2 separate regions of the Homo sapiens genome follow, and region 1 is linked to region 2. Evidence: read pairs that join two places in POLR2A ChIA-PET (ENCODE). Cell type or tissue: A673. All regions are shown on one strand. Each heading gives the region's core, and the rest is flanking DNA. Links, peaks and the distances in the headings are about the cores only.

Region 1 (10,824 bases), core at 3,253-5,752, 330 kb after region 2:
AAAGGGAAAGCGGTGGGAGGGCTCTCCAGGGTCAAAAAAGTTAGGGAAAATTTTGGTTAAACAGGTGCAGAGCCTTTAAGATGCTAATATCTACTGGGAAATTCCAAGAGTAAGGGCATTCATTACTTATTTTTAGAGATTGTGTGTGTAGTGGGGGCGGGGTGTCTCACTTTGTTGCGCAGGCTGGTCTTGAACTGCTAGCCTCAAGCGATCCTCCCACCTCGACTTCCCAAAGTGTTGGGATTACAGGCATGAGCCACCATATCTGCCCCCTGAAAACTGTTTTGACCATGAACCGGTTTCTCTTTCCATAGAGTATCTAGGGGGACTCACGTTCCAAAGAACCGTTTCTGCAATGCTTGTTTTGAGCCTAGGAGAGAAAAGTGCATAACAGCATGGGGCAGCCCCTGCGTTACCATGGGAACAGAAGGCATGGCAGCAAGGAGATCAATAAACAGCCCCTGGAGTGAAAAGAAAGGAGGGCTGCAGACAAAGGCAGAAGCCGAGAGAAAGCCTAAGGAAGGCTGCCTAGATGGCTGGCCACCGCGCTTGGACGGGAGTCAGGAAACAAGAGCGTCTGGGAAGCTTATCTGTATGAAATCATTTTTTCCCAGGCCATTTTCCTCTTCATCGTTTATTCTTTCTGTTGATTTGTAAAACCTTTCACTGAAGCTTTTATCAGAAAAATGTACAAAGCAGCAGGACAGTAGCCATGGAAGCCAAAATCCACTAAGGAGTGGAGTGTGTAACCACTCACCTGCCAGGAAAAAAATATATACACAACCCATGGGTCCAACTGACCGAATTATTCCAAAGTGAATACACATTCCCCACAGTGACAATGCTTAGGTCAAGGAACAGAACATCACCAGCACCCCCGGAACCTCCCTTTGTGTCCTTCCCAAGCATTTGCTCCTACCCTCACTTGTTGCACCGTAGATTCATTTTGTCTGTTCTTTTTTTTTTTTTTTTTTGAAACGGGGTCTCCCAGGCTAGAGTACAGTGCAGTGGCGTGAGCTGAGATCACTGCAACCTCTGCCTCCCAGGTTCAAGCGATTCTCCCGCCTCAACCTCCTGAGTATCTGGGATTACAGGTCCATGCCACCACTCCCCATTAATTTTTTTTGTATTTTTAGTAGAGACGAGGTTTCACCATGTTGGCCAGGCTGGTCTCGAACTCCTGGCCTCAAGAGATCTGCCCGCCTTGGCCTCCCAAATTGCTGGGATTACAGGCATGAGCCACCAAGCCCAGCACTCCCTGTGCTTTTTAATGTATCCGTATAAGAAAATTTAGTTTTATGACAATATTGCCAGCAATACAAAGTATATTTTTAATCCAGACTCCTGAGGACAAGAATCTGAATTTATCCTGCATAGAAGATTAGAGAAGAAATAAACAAGTAACCATGTGTTAAAAGACATTTAGACATTTGGATAGTAACGTTGATTTAAATATAATTCTCTGGCAATGGAAAGTTGTTTTGTTTACAGCCCTTGAGGGTTTGCAAAAAGTCACTATGGTCGGGTGCAGTGGCTCACGCCTATAATCCCAGCACTTTGGGAGGCCGAGGCGGGAGGATCACCTGAGGTCAGGAGTTCAAAACCAGCCTGACCAATATGGCGAAAGCCTGTCTCTACTAAAAATACAAAATTTAGCTGGGCATGGTGGTGCGCGTCTGTAATCCCAGCTACTCGGGAGGCTGAGGCAGAAGAATCGTTTGAACCCGGGAGGTGGAGGCTGCAGTGAGTTGAGATCGTGCCACTGCACTCCAGCCTGGGCAACAGGGCGAGACTCTGTCTCAAAATAAATAAATAAGTAAATAAATAAATAAATAAATACTGATAAGATTCTAAGCTATAAGGCCTGTCTCATTGTATAAATTGTATGTGGAGGGCTCTAGCCAGGTGCCCTGGCAGCCTGGCATTTCTCCGCATAGGCTACAGAGTCAAAGCTTGGGAGCAGTCACCTGAATCCTGGTGGCATGCCCTGGCATCTTCGCCTGGAACACAGCAGTCCTGTGAAGAGCTATCACAAAGCTGTTTCTCATCTGCCTCCCTGGTTCTTTTTTTTGAGACAGGGTCTTGTTCTGTCACCTAGGCTGGAGTGCATGATCACGGCTCACTGCAGCCTTGACTTCCTGGGCTAAAGCAATCCTCCCACCTTGGCCTCCTGAGTAGCTGGGACTATCGGTGCATGCCACTACGCCTAGTTAATTTTTGTATTTTTTTGTAGACACAGGGTTTCACCATGTTACCCAAACCGATCTCAAATTCCTGGGCTCAGCTGGGTGCAGTGGCTCACGCCTGTAATCCCAGCACTTTGGGAGGCCGAGGTGGGTGGATCACCAGAGGTCAGAAGTTTGAGACCAGCCTGGCCAACATGGTGAAACCTTGTCTCTACTAAAAACACAAAAATTAGCCAGGTGTGGTGGTGGGTGCCTGTAATCCCAGCTACTCGGGGGGTTGAGGCAGGAGGACTGCTTGAAACTGGGAGGTGGAGGTTGCAGTGAGCCAAGATCACACCACTGCACTCCAGCCTGGGTGACAGAGAAAGATTCCGTCTCAGAAAAAAAAAAAAAAAAACTCCTGGGCTCAAGCGATCTACCTGCCTCAGCCTCCCAAAGTGTTGGGATTACAGGTGTGAGCCACTGCACCCAGCCTGTCTCTCTGGTTCTGATGACACAGGGGACTTTCTGCCTCAGCAGGCCTGCCCCTTAGGGTACAGTGGAAGATTTCACTGTAATTCTCAATTCCATTTTTTTTTTTTTTGAAACAGAGTCTTGCTCTGTCACCCAGGCTGGAGTGCAGCGGCACAATCTCAGTTCACTGCAACCTCTGCCTCCCGGGTTCAAGCAATTCTAGTGTCTCAGCCTCCCAAGCAGCTGGGACTACAGGCATGAGCCACCACACCCGGCTAATTTTTTGCATTTTTAGTAGAGACGGGGTTTCACCATGTTGGCCAGGCTGGTCTTGAACTCCTGGCCTCAAGTAATCCACCCACCTCAGCCCCCCAAAGTGCTGGGATTACAGGCGTGAGCCACCGCACCCAGCTGACTTCATTGTAATTTTTAAGACGGCTTGGCTGTAGTTTAGAGGAGGGTCATCCACAACAAAGTGAGCCACCATGCATGTTTTGTGTCATCTAGTTGAGTGTCATCCTCTGGGATGACACAATGACCTTGCTTTTACTGTGTGAACATAATAAATCCTTATGCGGCTGGGCAAGGTGGCTCACACTTGTAATCCTTAACACTTTGGGAGGCTGAGGCAGGAGGAATGTTTAAGTCCAGAAATTCAAGACCAGCTGAAGAAGCATAGCAAGACCCCATCTCTACAAAAAATAAAAATAGAATTGTCAGGCGTGGTGGCACATACCTGTAGTCCCAGCTACTCGGGAGGCTGAGGTGGGAGGGTCACTTGAGCCTGGGAGGTCGAGGCTGCAGTGAGCCGTGATTGTGCTACTGAACTCATGCCTGGGTGACAGAGTGAGACTGTGTCTGAAAAAAAATAAATAAAAATAAAAATGAGTTTGTTGTCTCCTTACCAGCTGAATCTAAAGAAATGTGACAAGCCAACTTTACTGTGCTGCTGCTTAACAACTGCTTGGCCGCTTGACAAATTGGCATCCAACGTGAAGCCAAGTAAGGTCACAATGTCTTTTTGGAGAGAAGACAGAGGAGCTCTGCAAGCCAAGTTAAGGGCAATGGGGAGACACCCCCCAACCCTGCCCCCCCCCCCCACCGCCCAGGTCTGATCACACATGCTTTCTTTCTCTTTTTAGGGCACTGCTACATGTAAAAAGCACTCATAGGGAAAACTCTACTACCATTTGTCACCAGTGGGTGAGTTCTCAGTGCAAGTGCCTCTACCCTCTGATGTCTGGAGCTTTCACTACATAGCTGATGTTCCGTTGGGTGGCAATTCAAAAGCATTAGTCTCGGCTGGGTGTAGCGGCTCACACCTGTAATCCTAGCACTTTGGGAGGATGAGGCGGGTGGATCACTTGAGGTCAGGAGTTCAAGAACAACCTGGTCAACATGACGAAACCCCGTTTCTACTAAATGTACCAAAAAATTAGCCAGGCATGATGATGGGTGCCTGTAATCACAGCTACTCGGGAGGCTGAGACAGGAGAATCACTCGAACCCGAGAGGTGGAGGGTGCAGTGAGCTGAGATCACGCCACTGCACTCCAACCTTGGTGACAGAGTGAGACTCCATCTCAAAAAAAAAAAAAAGCCTTAGTCTCACAGCCCGAACCAAGGTGTTGTCGCGCCTCCACCAGCAGGGGTAGCTGGTCAACCCCAACAAAATCCAGAGTCCTGCTTGCCAAGTAAAGTTTCTTATAGCGAATCTGCAGGGGTGGATTCAAAATACTCAGCTCTCTGGAAGCCAAAATGGGGAAAAGATGCTGTTTGTTACAAAGTAGAGAACTCTACATTTCTGATTCGGATGCCAGACCATTAGTCCATTAGTCTTTTGGTTACAGAGTCCCCATTACACTAGGCATTGGCCCCCACCTGCTCCTAATAGATTGACCACATCGAACCTGTGACACCCTCTCAGGTTCTCAGGGGTGCCTCACCATGGTTGATACTGTTACAGTAGGTAGTCAGGCAGACACGAGCAGGGCAGGAGCGCCCCCACCCCCACCCCCAGGAATGTCAGGCGACCATCAGGTGACAGTCAGGCGGTTGTTAAACTGTTTTTCTAAAATGGTAATTGGTTGAGGTTGGCACCAGGGAAAGGTGGTCTCCCAATAAATAGAAAACACCTGAAGCTGGTGAACAGCAGCTTTCTGATAAGATTCCAGGAGTTGGGCGAATGGGCTCAATCATGCGCACTAAGAGGCGGAGTTTAACTGGTATCTGACCTTTCGGCTGGTAAGGGAAGAATGCCTCAAGTGAGCTTGCGTACAACTCCAGTAAACACAGTGTGCATGTGGCCCCTTCTAGGTGCTGGCAGGCCACTGTGCATGGGGACAGCCCACCCCAAGGGAAGAATCATGGGAGAAGGGACGCAAGACCCTGGAAGCATGCTGAAGTATAAAACCCCAAGTCAAAGGTCAAACCATGCACTTGACTCTTTAGTCACCCACTTTGCCCTCTTCCAAGTGCACTTTACTTCCTTTTGTTCCTGCTCTAGAGCTTTTTAATAAACTTTTGCTCCTGCTCTAAAACTTGCCTCAGTCTCTCCTTCTGCTTTATGCCCCTCAGTTGAATTCTTTCTTCTTATGAGGCAAGGATTGAGGTTGCCGCAGACCCACACGGATTCGCCACTGTGAAGGATACTTGTTCAAACTGTGTTATGTTTTACTTGATGGACACACACTCAAGTGGTTTGAACTGATGCTGCTAAAAGTACCGTAATAGTCTGGGCGTAGTGGCTCAAGCCTGTAATCCCAGCACTTTGGGAGGCTGAGGCAGGCAGATCACCTGAGGTCAGGAGTTCAAGACCAGCCTGGCCAACATGGTGAAACCCCGTCTCTACTAAAAATACAAAAAAATTTAGCCAGGCATGGTGGTGCACACCTGTAATCCCAGCTACTTGGGAGGCTGAGGCAGGAGAATCACTTGAACCCGGGAGGCGGAGGTAGCCATGAGCCAAGATTGCTCCACTGCATTCTAGCCTGGGCAATAGAGGAAGACTCAGTCTCCAAAAAAAATAAATAAATAATAAAAGTACTGTAATAATAGATGTGTAATACTGCTCCTGGTTTTCTTGTTTTTTTTTGAGACAGGGTCTCACTCTGTTGCCCAGGAGAGTGCAGTGCACAATCATGGCTCACTGCAGCCTCGACTTCCCAGGCTCAAGCGATCCTCCTGCCCAGCCTCCTGAGTAGCTGGGACTACAGGTGTGCACCATCATGCCCAGTTAATTTTTGTATTTGCTGTACAAACATAGTCTCACTATGTTGCCCAGGCTGGTGTCAAACTCTTGGATTCAAGCAATTCTCCCACCCCAGCTTCCCAAAGTGTTGGCATTACAGGCATGAGCCACTATGCCCTGCCTTCTCCTGATTATATGAGATGTTCTCAATGGAGGAATGCTACAATTAAAACAGCAGCTGTGGGATAGAACACAAGCAGGAGTCCACCTGGCTTCCTCCACCCAGCCATGAGGTATCAGTAAAATAACACAAGATGGAGGAGGGGTGTGGAGAAGATCACTGTATTAAACAAAAACCTAATAGAGATGGCAGTGCTCTGAATAAAAAAATCCAACGGGCTATACAGAGTGCCATCACACTTGGGCCGATCAGGCCTAATGGGCCTTTTGAATGCCAGGGACTGACAATTATGCAGACTGGAAGCTATGGCAAAAAGAAGTTGCCACTATGCCATGCTGCCCCCTGGGATTTTGCATATGGCACTTGCCTTGATACATGGAGATTCCTGAGGCTAACAGGATCTGATTCACAGACAGATCAACTAAGTGAAAGTCTGATGAGGTGCCCTGAGCCATTTGCAGCAGTGCAACCACACACACACAAAAAAACTCTGTTTAAAACTTTGCAGCCTGGGCAAAATTGTGAGACCCCATCTCTACAAAAAATAAAAATTTAGCCAGGCATAGTAGTGCGTGCCTGTAGTCCCAGCTACTCGGAGGCTGAGGCAGGAGGATTGCTTGACCCCAGGAGGTTGAGGCTGCAGTGAGCTGTGATTGTGCCACTCCACTCAGCTTGGGTAACAGAGTGAGAACCCGTCTCAAAACAAAAACAAAAACGAAAACAAAAAACTTTGCATCATGCAGACCCAGGGGAAGGGGAGAAGACCTTCTACTCCTAAGTCCAGCACCAAGGCAAATGGAGCAGAAGGCCTACCAACACCCGAAGCTGAAAAAAGTCCTCCCACCTCCCAACTCCACATCTTCCATCCCCTACCCAGCAGCACCAGATGGAACCAGGGAAGCAACATCTGCCCCTGGCACCAATAAAGACTGAGATAACGCCCTAATGGAACCAGGCAAATGAAACAGACCAGAAGGACACTGTAAGGTCTCTGTAAACAAAATTGTCATCGGAGGCTGGGTGTGGTGGCTCACACCTGTAATCCCAGCACTTTGGGAGAGTGAGGTGGGAGGATCACTTGAGCCCAGGAGTTTCAGACCAGCTCAGGCAGCATAGCAAGACCTCGTCTCTACTAAAAATTAAAATATTAACCAGGCATGGTGGCACGTGCCTATAGTCCCAGCTACTCAAGAGGCTGAAGAAGGAGGGTCCCTTGAACACAGGAAGTCAAGGCTGCAACAAGCTATGATCATACCACTGCACTCCAGCCTGGGCAACAGAGCAAGATCTTGTCTCTACGAATTTTTTTTAATTGTCATTGGAACCTGAATGCTAAACCTAAACAGAATGACTGCCTACTAAAATAGAGATTTAAATAGGACCCTGAATGTCCTAGCATATAGACGAAATGTCCAGGATACAATAAAAAATCAGATGTCATAACAAAACCCAGAGAAATCACAATGTAAATGAAAGGAGACCATCAATAGAAGCCAATAGTGGCTGGGCAGGGTGGCTCACAGCTATAATCCCAGCATTTTGGGAGGCCAAGGCAGGCGGATCACTTGAGCCCCGAAGTTCAAGACCAGCCTGGACAACATGGTGAAACCTCATCTCTACAAAAAAAAAAAAATAAACAAACAGAAAAATTAGCCAGGCGTGGTGGCACATGCCTGTAGTCCCATCTACTCAGGAGGCTGAGCTGGGAGGATCACCTGAGCCCAGGTTAAGTTGAGGCTGCAGTGAGCCATGATTGTGCCACTGCACTCCAGCCTAGGCAACAGAGTAAGACTCTGTCTCAAAAAAACAAAAACAAAAACAAAACAAACAAACAAACAGGCCAGGTGCAGTGGCTCACACCTGTAATCCCAGCACTTTGGGAGACCGAGGCGGGTGGATCACTTGAGGTCAGGAGTCCGAGACCAGCCTGACCAACATGGTGAAACCCCCGTCTCTACTAAAAATACAAAAATGAGCCGGGTGTGGTGGCAGGCACCTGTAATCTCAACTACTCAGGAGGCTAAGACAGGAGAATCGCTTGAACCTGGGAGGCAGAGGTTGCAGTGAGCCAAGATCATGCCACTGTACTCTAGCTTGGGTGATAGAGCAAGACTCAGTCTCAAAAAAAAAGCCAAAAAACAAAACAGAGAAACAGAAGCCAATAACAAGATGAATCAGATGCTGGAATTATCTGACAAGGATTTTAGAGTAGTCATCATAAAAATGATTCAATAAGGAATTACAAATAAACTGGAAACAAAAGAAGAAATAGAAATCCTTGTGCCAGGCGTGGTGGCTCACGCCTGTAATCCCAGCACTTTGAGAGGCCAAGGCAGTTGAATCATTTGAGCCCAGGAATTTGAGACCAGCCTGGGCAACATGGTGAAGCCCCACCTCTACAAAAAATACAAAAAGTAGCCAGGTATGATGGTGTGCACCTGTGGTCCCAGCTACTTGAGAGGCTAAGCTAGGAGAATCAATTGAGCCCAGTAGGTTGAAGCTGCAGTGAGCTGTGACTGCACCACTGCACTCCAGCCTGGTCAATAGAGTGAGACCCTGTTAAAAAATAAATAAATAAATAAATGAAAAAAAAAACAAGAAGGAAAATCTCACCATATAGATGATATAGAAAAAGAACCAAATAGAAATGATAGAAATAAAAATTATAAATGAAAGTTAAAACTGATCAGGTGCGGTGGCTCACGCTTGTAATCCCAGCACTTTGGGAGGCCTAGGCGGGCAGATCACATGGTCAGGAGTTCGAGACCAGCCTGACCAAGGTGGTGAAACCCCTTCTCTACTAAAAATACAAAAATTAGCCGGGTGTGGTTGCACACATCTGTAATCCCAGCTACTCAGGAGGCTGAGTCAGAAGAATTGCTCAAACCCAGGAGGCAGGGGTTGCAGTGAGCCAAGATCGCGCCATTGCACTCCAGCCTGGGCGACAGAGGGAGATTCTTAAAAAAAAAAAAAAAAAAAAAGTAGGCGCTGTGGTTCACGCCTGTAATCCCAACATTTTGGGAGGGCGAGGTGGGTGGATCACCTGAGGTCGGGAGTTCGAGACCAGCCTGACCAAAATGAAGAAACCCTGTCTCTACGAAAAATACAAAATTAGCCAGGCATGGTGGCGCATGCCTGCAATCCCAGCTACCCAGGAGGCTGAGGCAGGAGAATCACTTGAACCTGGGAGGCAGAGGTTGTGGTAAGCCGAGATCGCGCCATCGCACTCCAGCCTGGGCAAAAAAAAAAAAAAGTTAAAACTAATGCAAAGGGTTCAATGGCAGGATGAACGTGACAGAGAAGTGACTTGGCAGACAGAACAGTAGAAATTGTCCAATCTCATCAACAGGGGCAAAATACACTAAAAAAAGATGGACAGTCTCAGAGACCTACAGAGCAATAACAAAGATCTAAGATTTATATCACTAGACTGGACTTCTACAAGTAGACAAGAAACAGAGTAGTGATGAAAAAATATTGGAAGAAATAATGGCTGAAAGTTTCATATATATATATATATTTTTTTAATTTTTTTTTCTCGAGACAGAGTCTCCCTTTGTTGCCCAGGTTAGAGTGCAGTGGTGCTATCTCAGCTCACTGCAACCTCTGCCTCGTGGGCTCAAACAATTCTCCTGCCTCAGCCTCCTGAGTAGCTGGGACTACAGGCGTGTGCCACCACGCCCAGCTAATTTTTTTTTTTTTTTCAGTAGAGACGTGGTTTCACCATGTTGACCAGGCTGGTCTCAAACTCTTGACCTCAGGTGATCCACTCACCTCGGCCTCCCAAAGGGCTGGGGTTACAGGCATGAGCCACTGCACCCGGCCCAAGCTTCCCAAATTGGGCAAAAGACATAAACCTACGGATTGAAGAAGCTGAGCAAACCCCAGTAGGGTAAACCAAACAAAACCCACGCCCATATGTCATCATTTAACCTCTAAACGCTAAAAACAAAGGAAAACCCTTGAAAGCAGCTAGAGAGAAATGACACATGAGGCATAGGGGACACTGATTAGAATGACAGTGGCGTTCTCATCTGAAACTAGGGAAACTGAAAGGAAGTGGCATGATATTCTTCAAGTACTGAAAGAACTGTCAACTGAGAGTCCTACATTGGGGAAAGTCTCTTTCAGGAATGAGAGGGAAATAAAGACATTCTCAGGCGAAGGAAAACTAAAACAAGCCTGTGTTAATCAGTTCAGGCTACCATGACGAAATACCATAGACTGGGTGGCTTGAACAACATGAATTCATTTCTCACAGTTCGGGAGGCTGGGAAGCCCTCAGTCAAGATGCTGGCTGATCTGGTTCCCAGAAAGGGCTCTCTTAGCAGCTTGCAGAGGGCTGCCTCCTGGCTGTGTCCTTCCATGGTGGGAGGAGAGAGAAGGGTAGGGGAAACAAGCTTTCTGGTGTCTCTTATAAGGGTACTCATCCCATTACAAGGGCCCGTGATGACCTCATCTAAACCCAATTACTTCCCCAAAGTCCCACATCCAAATACTGTCACATAGGGGGTGAAGTCTTCAACACATGAATTTTGGGGGAGACAAAATTCAGTCCATAGCAAATTTGTTTCTAGGACATCTGCTATTAAAGAAAGGTGACAGGAAGTTCTTCAAACAGAAGTGAAATAACAGATGAAGGCTTGGAACTTCAGAAAGGAAAAGAGAACAACAGAATGGGTTAAAACAGGAGTAAATACTCTCCTCATGAGCTTTTTTTTCTCTCATGAGGTTTTAAAACCATATTTGATGGTTGAAGCAAAACATTGTAACAACATTTGATACGGTTTTCAATGTATATAGAGAGAACACTTA
Region 2 (10,824 bases), core at 4,751-7,250:
TTCTGCCACTCAATGCTCTTTCGTGTGCCTGACAGCCATCCTGCCCTCCTACCTCCGCTGTGTTCTAAATTCGTCTTTACCCAGCTCTATGGTCTTGTCTAACCGTAGAGCTGCCCTGCCCGCCTACGCGGAGCCCAGTCCGACCCACTCCCGCCGGCTGCTACGCCCATTTCTATACAAGCCCTGCTTCCGCTGAGCAGCATGGCGTGCGACACCGCCCCCTTGGTGTTTTGGCAGGGGTCTAGAAGTCCCTCGTCCGCCAATCAGAGAAAAACAGGGCCACCCACCCCCGTCCTTGGGGGCTGTCTTCCATCAATCCCATGTAAGCCAATCAGTGTGAGGCAGACCCCCGCCCCCCCGACACAGGCCCCGAGCCTTTTCAGTTGCTCACAGTCCGTCAGTCCTTGAGCCAATCGGCGTGGAGCACCGTGAAGGCCGAACGCGCCTCCTCGGGACTCCAGGGGCCGTGAGCGTTCCATCATTTCCCCTTACGCCAATCACGGCACAGCTCTGTAGGGAAGGGCCCGTCCCCCAACCCCTCGAGGCCTTGCGGCCGATTAATAGCGCTTTGGCCAATCAGCGAGCGGCGGGACATTGGGCTCCTCCTCCTCGGGCCCACGTGAGCTGTAGGGAAACGCAGGGGCGGCTTCTAGGTGCTGCCGCCGCCACCGCCACCACCACCTCCACCGCCGCCTCGGAACCCAGGCCTGGGGGGCGGTGGGGCCGCGTATGGAGCCCCCGCCCCCCGGAGCTGCCAACATTGCCAACGCCACCGCCACGCTACACACAGGTGAGCTCTGGGCCTGGAGGGTGGAGGGCCCAGTCCGTGACCCCACGTATCCTTCCCGCCCCCGCGCAGAGGATGTGGCTTGGCCGGTGGCCTGCTGGTGTTCGACTCCCCGCCGCCACCACCACGGCTGGTGGACCTGCGTGTGGCATTGCTCAAGCCCTTCGTCCCTTATAGTGGATCTGACCGTGGCCTAACCTCCCCCTCCCGTTGTATAATGGATCGGTCTGCGTGCTTATGTTTTTCCCCACGCCAACTTAGGGTGGACTCGTCCATAGGCTTTCCCCCTACCCCTACCCCCACCCGCCCCCCACCCACCCCCACTTATAGGGAGCTAGCCTGTGACAGTGTTCAGCCCCCTTAATAGTAGGTGTATCTGAGTGTTTGGATTTCTCCTAGCCTCAACTTTCAGGAGACCCGTCCGTGGCCTTATTTATTCCACCCTTCCTGTACATCGTAGCGAATCAATCCGTGGCGCCGCACTCCTCCGCATCCCTCTTTAACAGTGAGTCTACCTGAGTTTGTATTCCTGCCTCCTCCAGTCCCCCAATGCATCAGTCCATGGCTTTTTTCAAAACCACCCCCCCCCCCCACCACCACCACCACCATTTTATAGTGGATCAGTCTTCATGTTTGGATTCACGTCCCTTTAGCTATCAGTCCATTGCCCTGTCTCCTCTTTTTCGTAGACTGTCGCTCTAGCGCTTGGGGTTCTCTCCTTTTTAATAGTGGGTTAGTTTAGTGCTTTACATCTCCCTATTTTCAGTAGCTCAGTCCATAGCCTTTTCCCTCTCTGCTTTGAATCAGTCTGTGTGATGGCTTTTCTCTCCTCTCACTGTGGTGCAGGAGTCTGTAAGGTTTTCTGCTCCCCTTCCCCTCAGACGATGAGCCTCATCACCCCTCCCTTTGCAGTGGATCTGTTCATTGGCCTTCCTCCCCCACACCCCTGTATGCTTGCACAGTCCCCCGCATACCCTCCCGTGAGTCCAGTGCTTTGTAATTGGGGGAAGATCGGCCGTGTACTTTCAATTTCCTTCTCTTTTTTTTTCCCTTCCCAGAAGAGAACGTGCTGATCCTCTTTTCCTTGTGATGGAGCACTGTACGGCCTTCCCTGTCCTCCACCTCTTAATAGTGGGTCAGCCTGGTCACACTCGTAACCACAAAGACGTTCTGCCTCACTACAATAAGTGAATACATTAGCGCCAGTGATGATAGTAATGCCAATAGGAGCTAGCGTTTATTGAGCACCTGCCGTATATCAGGCAGAGTGTTTCATATGAATGAGTTCCTTTAATCCTCACCACAACCCCATGAGATAGGTAGTGAGGGAATTGGGCCATAGGGAGGTTAAATTCCTTACTCAAAGGTGGCCCAGGAAGTACTCAGGACACAGGATAATTTTTGAGGCTCCCCTCTTAGATCTCATCCCACCCCACGTGAGGCCTCAGTCCTTAAAAACCAAATTAGTTCTCACCTCCAAGCTTTTGTTCTTGCTGTTCCCTCTGCCTGCAGAGCAGTCTTCATTCCTCACCTTCTCTCAGCACCCACCCACCCCCCAATCCCAGCAGCTGTGTGACCTTAGATGAGTGATTTAACCACTTCCTCTCTGTGCCTTTTTCTTCATTTGTGAAATGGGGGATCAGAACTAGAATCCCTTCCAGTGTAAATAAATATTAACTGTGAATTAATGGTAAAACAAGTAACCTTTCTAGCATTACCGCCTATACCTTCCCACCCCCTTACTGTGCTCCAACCACACTGGTTCCACCACACAGCTCCTCAAACATAGCAGGCATGGGCCAGCCTCAGGGCCTTTGCATTGGCTGTTCTTTGTGCCTTGAACACCACCCCCAGATCTCTGCATGGTTCCTTTCAGCACTCTGTTCAAATACCAACCCCCAAAGGATGTTTACCACACTGTGGTGTGTGGAATGCAGTATAAAAAGATACATGTATGAAAGATGTTTCTAAGAATGCCAGTTTATATATGAGTAAGGGTTTTCCTCCTTTTCAAAAGGATGTGTTCACAAGACTGAGGTACGTAATATGCTCTGTAAAGGCATAGGTATAAAAGCTGTTTCTAAGAGTGCTAGTTGTATATGTGAATAAGGACTGTGTTGTTGCATTGAAAGAATGTGTTCACAAAACTGTGGTGTGTAGCTGGGCACAGGGGTGTGCACTTATAGTCCCAGCTACTCGGGAGGCTGAGGTGGGAGGATAGCTTGAGCCCAGGAGTTCCAGGCCAGCCTGGGCAATATAGCGAGATCCCTTTTTCTGAAAAAAAAAAACCCAAAAAACAACCACTGTGGTGTGTGTAATACACTCTCTTAAAGGCACAGGCGTAAAAGATGTTTCTAAGAGTGATTTGATTTTGTTGTACCTGGGTAGTGTTATTTCATTAAAGGTTGATTGTCACACCATGGTACTTAGAATATACTATACAAAGGCACATGTATAAAAAAGAAGTTCCTAACAATGCTACTTGTAAAAACAAAAAAAGTCAACCCCTCCCTGACCATCTGAAGCTGCACACCCAGCAGGGCTCAAGCCAGGTCCCTGATTTGTCCCGTTGCCCTTTATCACTGTCTGACACACTGTGTGGGTTACTTGTTTGTTGTCTGTCTCTCCTCATTAGAATGTGAGTCCCATGAGGACTCAGTTTTTGTCTGCTCATTCACCGCTATGTCTCCAGCAACTGAAAATGTACCAGGTAAACAGCAGATGCTCAATAAGAATTTATCCCATGAATAAATGGGAAAAAGATAATTTGAGACACCAGTGTAGGGGTCACATGAGGAAGAAGAAGGGATATGAGAGCTAATTAGTTGGGACTGTTCCTGCAACCAACCTTTACTGAGCCCCTTGTGAGTACCAGGCACTCTTCTAGGTGCTGGAATATGGCAAGGAACGAAACAGGGCGAAATATTTGTGCTTGTGGAGCTGACATTTATTAAAAGTTGGGGAGGCTGGGCACGGTGGCTAACACCAGTAATCCTAGCACTTTGGGAGGCTGAGGTGGGTGGATTGCCTGAGCTCAGGAGTTCAAGACCAGCCTGGGCATCACGGTGAAACCCCATCTCTACTAAAATACAAAAAAATTAGCTGGGTGTGGCGGCGTGCGCCTGTAATCCCAGTTACTTGGGAGGCTGAGGCAGGAGAATTGCTTGAACCCAGGAGGCGGAGGTTGCAGTGAGCCAAGATTGCACCATGCACTCCAGCATGGGTGACAGAGCGAGACTCTGTCTCAAAAAAAAAAAAAAAAAAACCCAAGCTGGGGAGACAGACTATGTGAACAAAATAAATAAGTAAAATTAGCATAATAGACAAATGCTGAGAAGAAATAATGAAATAGGGCAGGTAGGAATCGAGTATTGGGGGTGGTTGAAATCTTAGGCATAGGGAAGGTGACTCTTGAATTAGGGCCTCACGGTAGAGACGGAGAGAGCCTTAATGTCTACGGGAAGAGCATACCAGGCAGAAGGAAGTGCCAGTTCAGAGGCCCTGAGGTGGGATGGTGCCTGCCATGTTCAAGGAACATCAAGGCGGCCAGTGTGGCTGGAGCAGAGTGCGGGGAAGGGTAGAAGGTGAGGTCACACAGGTGATGGGAGCCAGATAGTGCAGGTGATACATAGGATAGGATTGCAGGGGCAGGGGGAGAAGGATGACACACTAGCTAATAGCTAATATCTGTGGAGTATCTGCCACACATCAGAGGCACTTTTCTGTTCAAATACCAACCCCCAAAGGATGTTTACCACACGGTGGTGCCTGGAATGCACTACAAAAAGATACATGTGTCAAAGATATTTCTAAGAATGCCAGTTTATATATGAATAAGGATTTTCCTCCTTTTCAAAAGGATATGTTCACAAAACTGAGGTATGTAATATGCTCTATGGAGGCACAGGTATAAAAGCTGTTTCTAAGAGTGCTAGTTGTATATGTGAATAAGGACTGTGTTGTTGCATTGAAAGAATGTGTTCACAAAACTGTGGTGTATAGCTGGGCACAGAGGCTGAGGTGGGAGGATCACTTGAGCCCAGGAGTTCCAGGCCAGCCTGTGCAACATAGTGAGATCCCCGTCTCCGAAAAAAAACCCAAAAAATAACCACTGTGGTGTGCATAATACACTCTCCTAAAGGCACAGGCATAAAAGATGTTTCTAAGAGTGATTTGATTTTCTGGCACCTGGGTAGTGTTATTTCAGTAAATATTCATTGTTAAACACTATGGTGCTTGGAATATACTATACAAAGGCACATGTATAAAAAAGAAGTTCCTAACAATGCTACTTGTAAAAACAAAAAAAAAAGTCAACCCCTCAAGTCTTTTACAGAAGTATTTTACAGAATTGACACAGTTAATCCTCACAGAAGCCTTGGAGGGTAGGTGTACTTTTGAGAATATTTGACTTTGAGAGTAAAATATCCCCATTTTACAGATGAGGAAACAAGCAAAGAGAGGCTGAGTAACTTGCTCAGGGTAACCTTGAGCCAGAATAGCCAGAACAGGGGCAGAGGAACATAAGGCTGAAGACTCAGAAAGAAGAACAGATTTGCAAGGGCAGGCAGGTTATTTGGCACCTTTGATCACGCAGAGGAAGAATGAATTCTTCCTGGAATGCGATGATTGTGTAATTGAGTCCATGAAGTGAGGGAAGAGCTCTCCCTGCGGGGAGAGCAGCCCGTGCTTACCCTCAGAGGTTGGAACTGTCTCGGGAACGGTAGATAGTTCAGGGTGGCTGCCTCAGAGCCTTTGTACACGCCGTTCGCTCCGCCTGAAGGCCCTCCCCCACAGAGGGCAGCCTGGCTTGCTACCTCCCCTCCTTCAGGCCAGGTGTCACTTCCTTGGGGAAGAACTCCTTGTACACCCTGTGTAAAAACAGCATTCCTGTCACTCTCTAGGATCTTACCCTTCTCTGTTTCTCTTCATGGAGAACTGGTGGTGTAAGGCGATTGCTCACTAGAGCCAAACCACTTAGGTTTTGAATTCCGGCTCTGCCAACTTCCAGCTGTGTGACTTGGGGCAGGTTACTTCTCTGTACCTCCATTGCCTCATGTGGAAAATGGGGGAAATGATAATCCCCACCCTTTAACGGTGGTTTGAGGATTCAATGAGTTAAATGATTCAAAGAGTGTGCAGCCCACGGTAAGGATCGTATGCCTGGCTTGCATTTTTAAATTATTAAAATGTATTCATAGCATACCCGTAGATGTCTGACAGGCCTCTGAAACTGACCATCTCCAAAACTGGTGTGACCCCCCTCAAAACTTACTCTCCTGCAAGGCTCCCACCTCAGCTGACCACAATGCTGTCTTTGTGGGTGATTAGGCCACAAACCTAGACTCACCCTGGACCCTTCTCTCACCTCCCCCGGGCATGCTATCTGTCAGCAAGTCCTATTCTGTGTTCAGGCTTTCTCCAGACCCCAGCTACTTCTCGCCAGCCCCACTGCTACCACCATCATCTACCGCAGTGGCTTCTTCAGCCCCAACAGTCTGTTCTTCTCACAACCGCCAGGGGGATCCTGTTGAAATCTCAGTCACAGCCTGTCATCCCTCTGTTCACAACCCTCTTGTGGCTCCTGTCTCACTCAACATCCTGACAGCACCCGAAAAAGCCTGGCTCAGTCTGGCCCCCGTCACTCTGTTCTCCTCTCCCGCTGCCTCCCTCCTCTCCCCCGAACCCATGTCAGCCTCCTCTCCCCATGTCACCTGCCAGGCACTCTCCAGCCTTGGGCCCTTCACACCGGCTGCCGCTTCCACCTGGCTTGCTGCTCTCAGATACTCACGAGCTCAGTTCCTTCACCTCCTTTTGGTCTCTGCCCAGTTGTCCCCTCCTTGGCGACTACTCTCCCCTGACTCTCCATGTAAAAGTAACAGCTCTCCCCTGCTTGATTTTTTTCCCATAACCCTTACCACCATCTGACGCACTCTTGTACATGTTTGCCTTTTTTCTCATCTGCCTTTCCTGCTAAGATGTGAGCTCCTCTGGAGCAGGGATTGTTGTCTGTTGCGTTCTCGACTGTATCCGCAGCACCTGGCCCACAGTATGCACTCACCAAATGCTTGCTAAGTGAAGGAGATGGAAAGAAGTAAACATATCTAAGCAAGGCAGATTACTAGAACTCTTATGAGGGGTCAAGTGGGAGAAATAACAAAATACAAAGCCCTGTGTGCTGTTGAAGCTGGAAGCCCACCGTCACCTTTCACTCAGCTGATAGGTTCTGTTGCAGCTGAAAGAAGAACTGGTAAAATTGCCTGTCTTTGCCACCAGGAGTCACTCTGAACTCTTTGGACTTCTGAAACAAGCCTGCCTGCAAAACAAATTCAGTGAGGTCTCTGGTGACAGGACTCTCTAATCGGACACTTCATGGCTTTGTGACTTGTATAATTGAACAGGAAGCTCATGTTTATTTCCAGTTTGCTCTCAGGAAAGAAAGCAGTAATGGGGTGACAGGGAGGATCCTGTTCTTTGAAGGACATGCTGAGAGGGAATAGTCGGTGTGAGGGGCCGTTTAGCCTAATGGTGAAATGCTTAGTCAACTGGAACCTGACTGCCTGGCTCCAAATGCTGGCTTTGCCACATGTGGCCTGTGGAAGGTACGTAGACATTTGTGCCTCCGCTGCCTCATTTATAAGTTAATGACAGGAAGACTACCTACTTCTCAGAGGCATGATCAGGGATAAATAAGTCAATGCCCATTAAAAAAAAAAATAACAGTACAGGTGTACATGCCCTTACCCAAAACCCCTGGGGCCAGATGTGTTTCAGAATTTCCATTTCTTCACATTTCAGAAAGGTAACATGATGCATATACGATGTTACATAACACCCCTTAGTAAGCTCTGTAATCGGCTGTGTTCATATTTCTGCAGCAAAATGTATGAACACTCGCAATAAGTGAGATTCAATAAAGACCAGAAAGGGCCTTGTTTCATTTCAAATCAGGTTTTGCCACCAAAAGAGTTAAAAGAAGCTTTCTGCCCTTAGAGCATTTTGGATGTTGGAATGGCAGATAAGGGACTATGAACAAATCAGAAACTAATATTTAGAGCTTATCATACACCTCAGGCATATAATATTTAATCTGTACAATATCTCTGTGAACTAGGTATTGTTATCCCCATTTTACTAATGGGCATATCATTATCCCTGTTTTACACATGAGAAAATTGAGGTACAAAGAGGTTAAAGAATATCAGCCAAGCGTGGTGCCTCATGCCTGTAATCCTAGCACTTTAGGAGGCCAGGGAGAGAGGATTGCTTGAGCCCAGGAGTTCAAGAACAGCCTGGGCAACATAGTGAGACCCCATTTCTTAAAAAAAGAAAAAGAATATGCCCAGGGTCACACAGCTAATAAGTGGCAGAACCAGGATTCAAACACTGGCAATCTGGCCCTAGTGCCTGGGCAGTTGTCCAGCAGGCCATATTGCCTCTCTGCTTAGAAGAGTGCCTGATGTGTATTAAGCTCTCAATAGATGTTAATTATTGCTGTCATCAAGAAAGAGAATATTCAGGGCCGAGCACGGTATCTCACACCTGTAATCCTAGCACTTTGGGAAGCCAAGGTGGGAGGTGGGTGGATCACTTGAGGTCAGGAGTTCAAGACCAGTCTGGCCAACATGGTGAAACCATGTCTCTACTAAAAATACAAAAATTAGCCGGGCGTGGTCGTGGGTACCTGTAATCCCAGCTATGCGGGAGGCTGAGGCATGAGAATCGCTTGAACCTGGGAGGCAGAGGTTGCAGTGAGTCAAGATTGTGCCACTATACTGCGCTCCAGCCTGGGCAACAGAGAGAGACTCCATCTCAAAAAAAAAGAAAAAAAAAAAAAGAACGAGAACATTCAGGGACAGTAACAGGACAGAGAGATCAGGCATTCATTCAGTTTTAGGACGGCTTCATAAAGGAAAGGACCTTTGGGCTGGGACTTGAAAGATAAGAAAGACTGCTAGGCGAAAGAAGGAAGCCCCACGTGGAGTGAGCAGCCTTTGCAAGGGTCTGGCAAAAAAAAAACCTCCTGAAAAACTTGACATTGATATGGTAGAAGATACAGATAATATTCAAATGAGGAGGATGGAACTAGTTTTCTATTCTTGCTGTAACAAATAATCACAAATTTAGCTGCTTAAAACAACACATTTGTTATCTTACAGTTCTGTAGGTCAGAAGTCCCACACTGGTCTCAGCTGAAATCAAGGTATTGGCAGGGTTGCGTTCCTTCTGGAGGCTCTAGGGGAAAATCCATTTCCTGCTCATTCAAGTTGTTGGCAGAATCCAATTCCTTGAGATTGTAGGACTGAAGTCCCTGTTTCCTTACTGTCTGTCAGCTGACAGCCATTCCCAGCTTTAAGAGGCTGCCCACAGTCCTTGATTCTGAGCCTCCTTCCTCCATCTTCAAAGCCAACAATGGCAGGTTGAGTCCCTCTCACATTTTGAATCTCCCCTGCCTCTTCTGTCATCACATCTCTGAGCTACCTTTCTTTCTCCATCATCTGCTTTTCAGAGCTCATATGATTAGATTGAATTTCATCAAATAATCCAGAAATAATCTCCCTGTCTTAGGGTTTGTAACCTTAATTTCATCTGCAAAGTTCCTTTCTGCTATGTAGTGTAAATAACATACAGGTTCCGAGGATTAGGATGCGGAGCAGGGTTGGCATCATTTGGCCTACCACAGTCTGCCCTCTGACCCCCACAGATTCACATTTGTTTCACATTCAAAATACATTCACACCATCCTAAGATACCCATGAGTTGTATCCCATCACAGGGAGCATCCCAAGCAAGACTGGGGAGCTAGAAGTTAGTCTGGGAAGGTTTAGGGAATGATGGTAGGGTTTGAAGACAGAGATGGAGAAAAGATGACAAAAAAAGGAATCCTCCTCCCGCTGACCTCTGCCCCTCCTATGTCCACAGCCTCTCAACTCAGCTGTTTGCTCTCCAGGTACCCCTGGGATGGCGTGAGCACTCCCCCAGCGATGGACCCATCTGTGACGCTGTGGCAGTTTCTGCTGCAGCTGCTGAGAGAGCAAGGCAATGGCCACATCATCTCCTGGACTTCACGGGATGGTGGTGAATTCAAGCTGGTGGATGCAGAGGAGGTGGCCCGGCTGTGGGGGCTACGCAAGAACAAGACCAACATGAATTACGACAAGCTCAGCCGGGCCTTGCGGTACTACTATGACAAGGTACAGTCTCTCAGACCAGGGCTGGAACCCCCCCCTGACATTTATATCAGAGATTTTATTTTGTTTTAATTGCCATAGCTATGACTTTGAAAGCAATGTTAAAATTTATCAGTTTTTAACCCATCCATTGGTACCCTAAGACCAGTATTGGGCCCCTAAACACTATCTCACCTACTTTCTTGTCTTACTGCTTTGGCGAAAACCACCACTGCATTATTAATACTGACTCTTTCTACTCCCACTCTGAGATCCCCAAAGTGATGCTGCCCTGCCATGCACAACGTTTCATTTTCCTGCCGTATTCCTATAGCCAACATCTTGAAAACACGGTTAATAATGGCTGGTCCTCATTCTGTCCTCTGAAACCCCTGGACCAGTGCTGGGCTTCCCTAGTTATTTCATAGTCTTCTCTTATTCCAGAATATTTCATATTCCTAGAATCAAAACCTCCCTGACAGTATTATACCAACTTTTGCTTACTTCGTCCTCTGGGACTCCCAACATTTTTAACTAATTATTTTCTTCTCTTATTCCTTAAGCTAAAACCTCTGAAACAACATGTTTAATGCCAACTTCCACACACTGTCTTCTTAAATTCCCAGAGGAGCACTGGTCTACCCCAATATTTATATCAATTGTTTTCATTATCTTATTCCTACAGCTAAAATTTAAAATTTCCCCCATCCTGCCCTCTCAGACCCCCAGGCCACTGCTGGGTTTCTCCTCCCCCCAATATTTATACCAGTTATTTCATTTTCTTAATCCTTCTACTGAAATTTCCCAAACAATATTCATGAATATCCCTTTTTATTCCTCTTCCGAGAAACACAGGCCCACCCTGTG

The links. Peaks named below come from ENCODE experiments on the same cell type or tissue, not always from the same donor. Only the 100,000 strongest peaks of a DNase experiment are listed, where the experiment ranks them.
Region 1: POLR2A ChIA-PET joins it to region 2 with 5 read pairs; 2 of 35 experiments call an interaction of 5 or more read pairs at or near these places.

What each region holds. Positions count from the first base shown.
Region 1 is chrX:47,306,051-47,316,874 of GRCh38, reverse strand. No RefSeq gene overlaps it. Among named protein-coding and RNA genes, the nearest start is that of ZNF157, 59 kb to the left of the region's middle. RefSeq lists a silencer at 4,214-4,273 and enhancers at 4,491-4,785, 4,339-4,839. In A673, for the core only: a CTCF peak has its summit at 4,288 (motif pointing right); a DNase peak (open chromatin) is centred at 4,294.
Region 2 is chrX:47,640,389-47,651,212 of GRCh38, reverse strand. It overlaps ELK1 (ETS transcription factor ELK1), which reads left to right and starts at 650. Exons shown (of 7, transcript NM_001114123.3): 1 at 650-790; 2 at 1,187-1,292; 3 at 9,738-9,981. The coding sequence starts at 9,772. RefSeq lists a silencer at 466-875 and a cis regulatory region at 207-1,187. In A673, for the core only: CTCF peaks have their summits at 6,301 and 7,054 (motif pointing right); DNase peaks (open chromatin) are centred at 6,302 and 7,132; H3K27ac peaks cover 349 bases.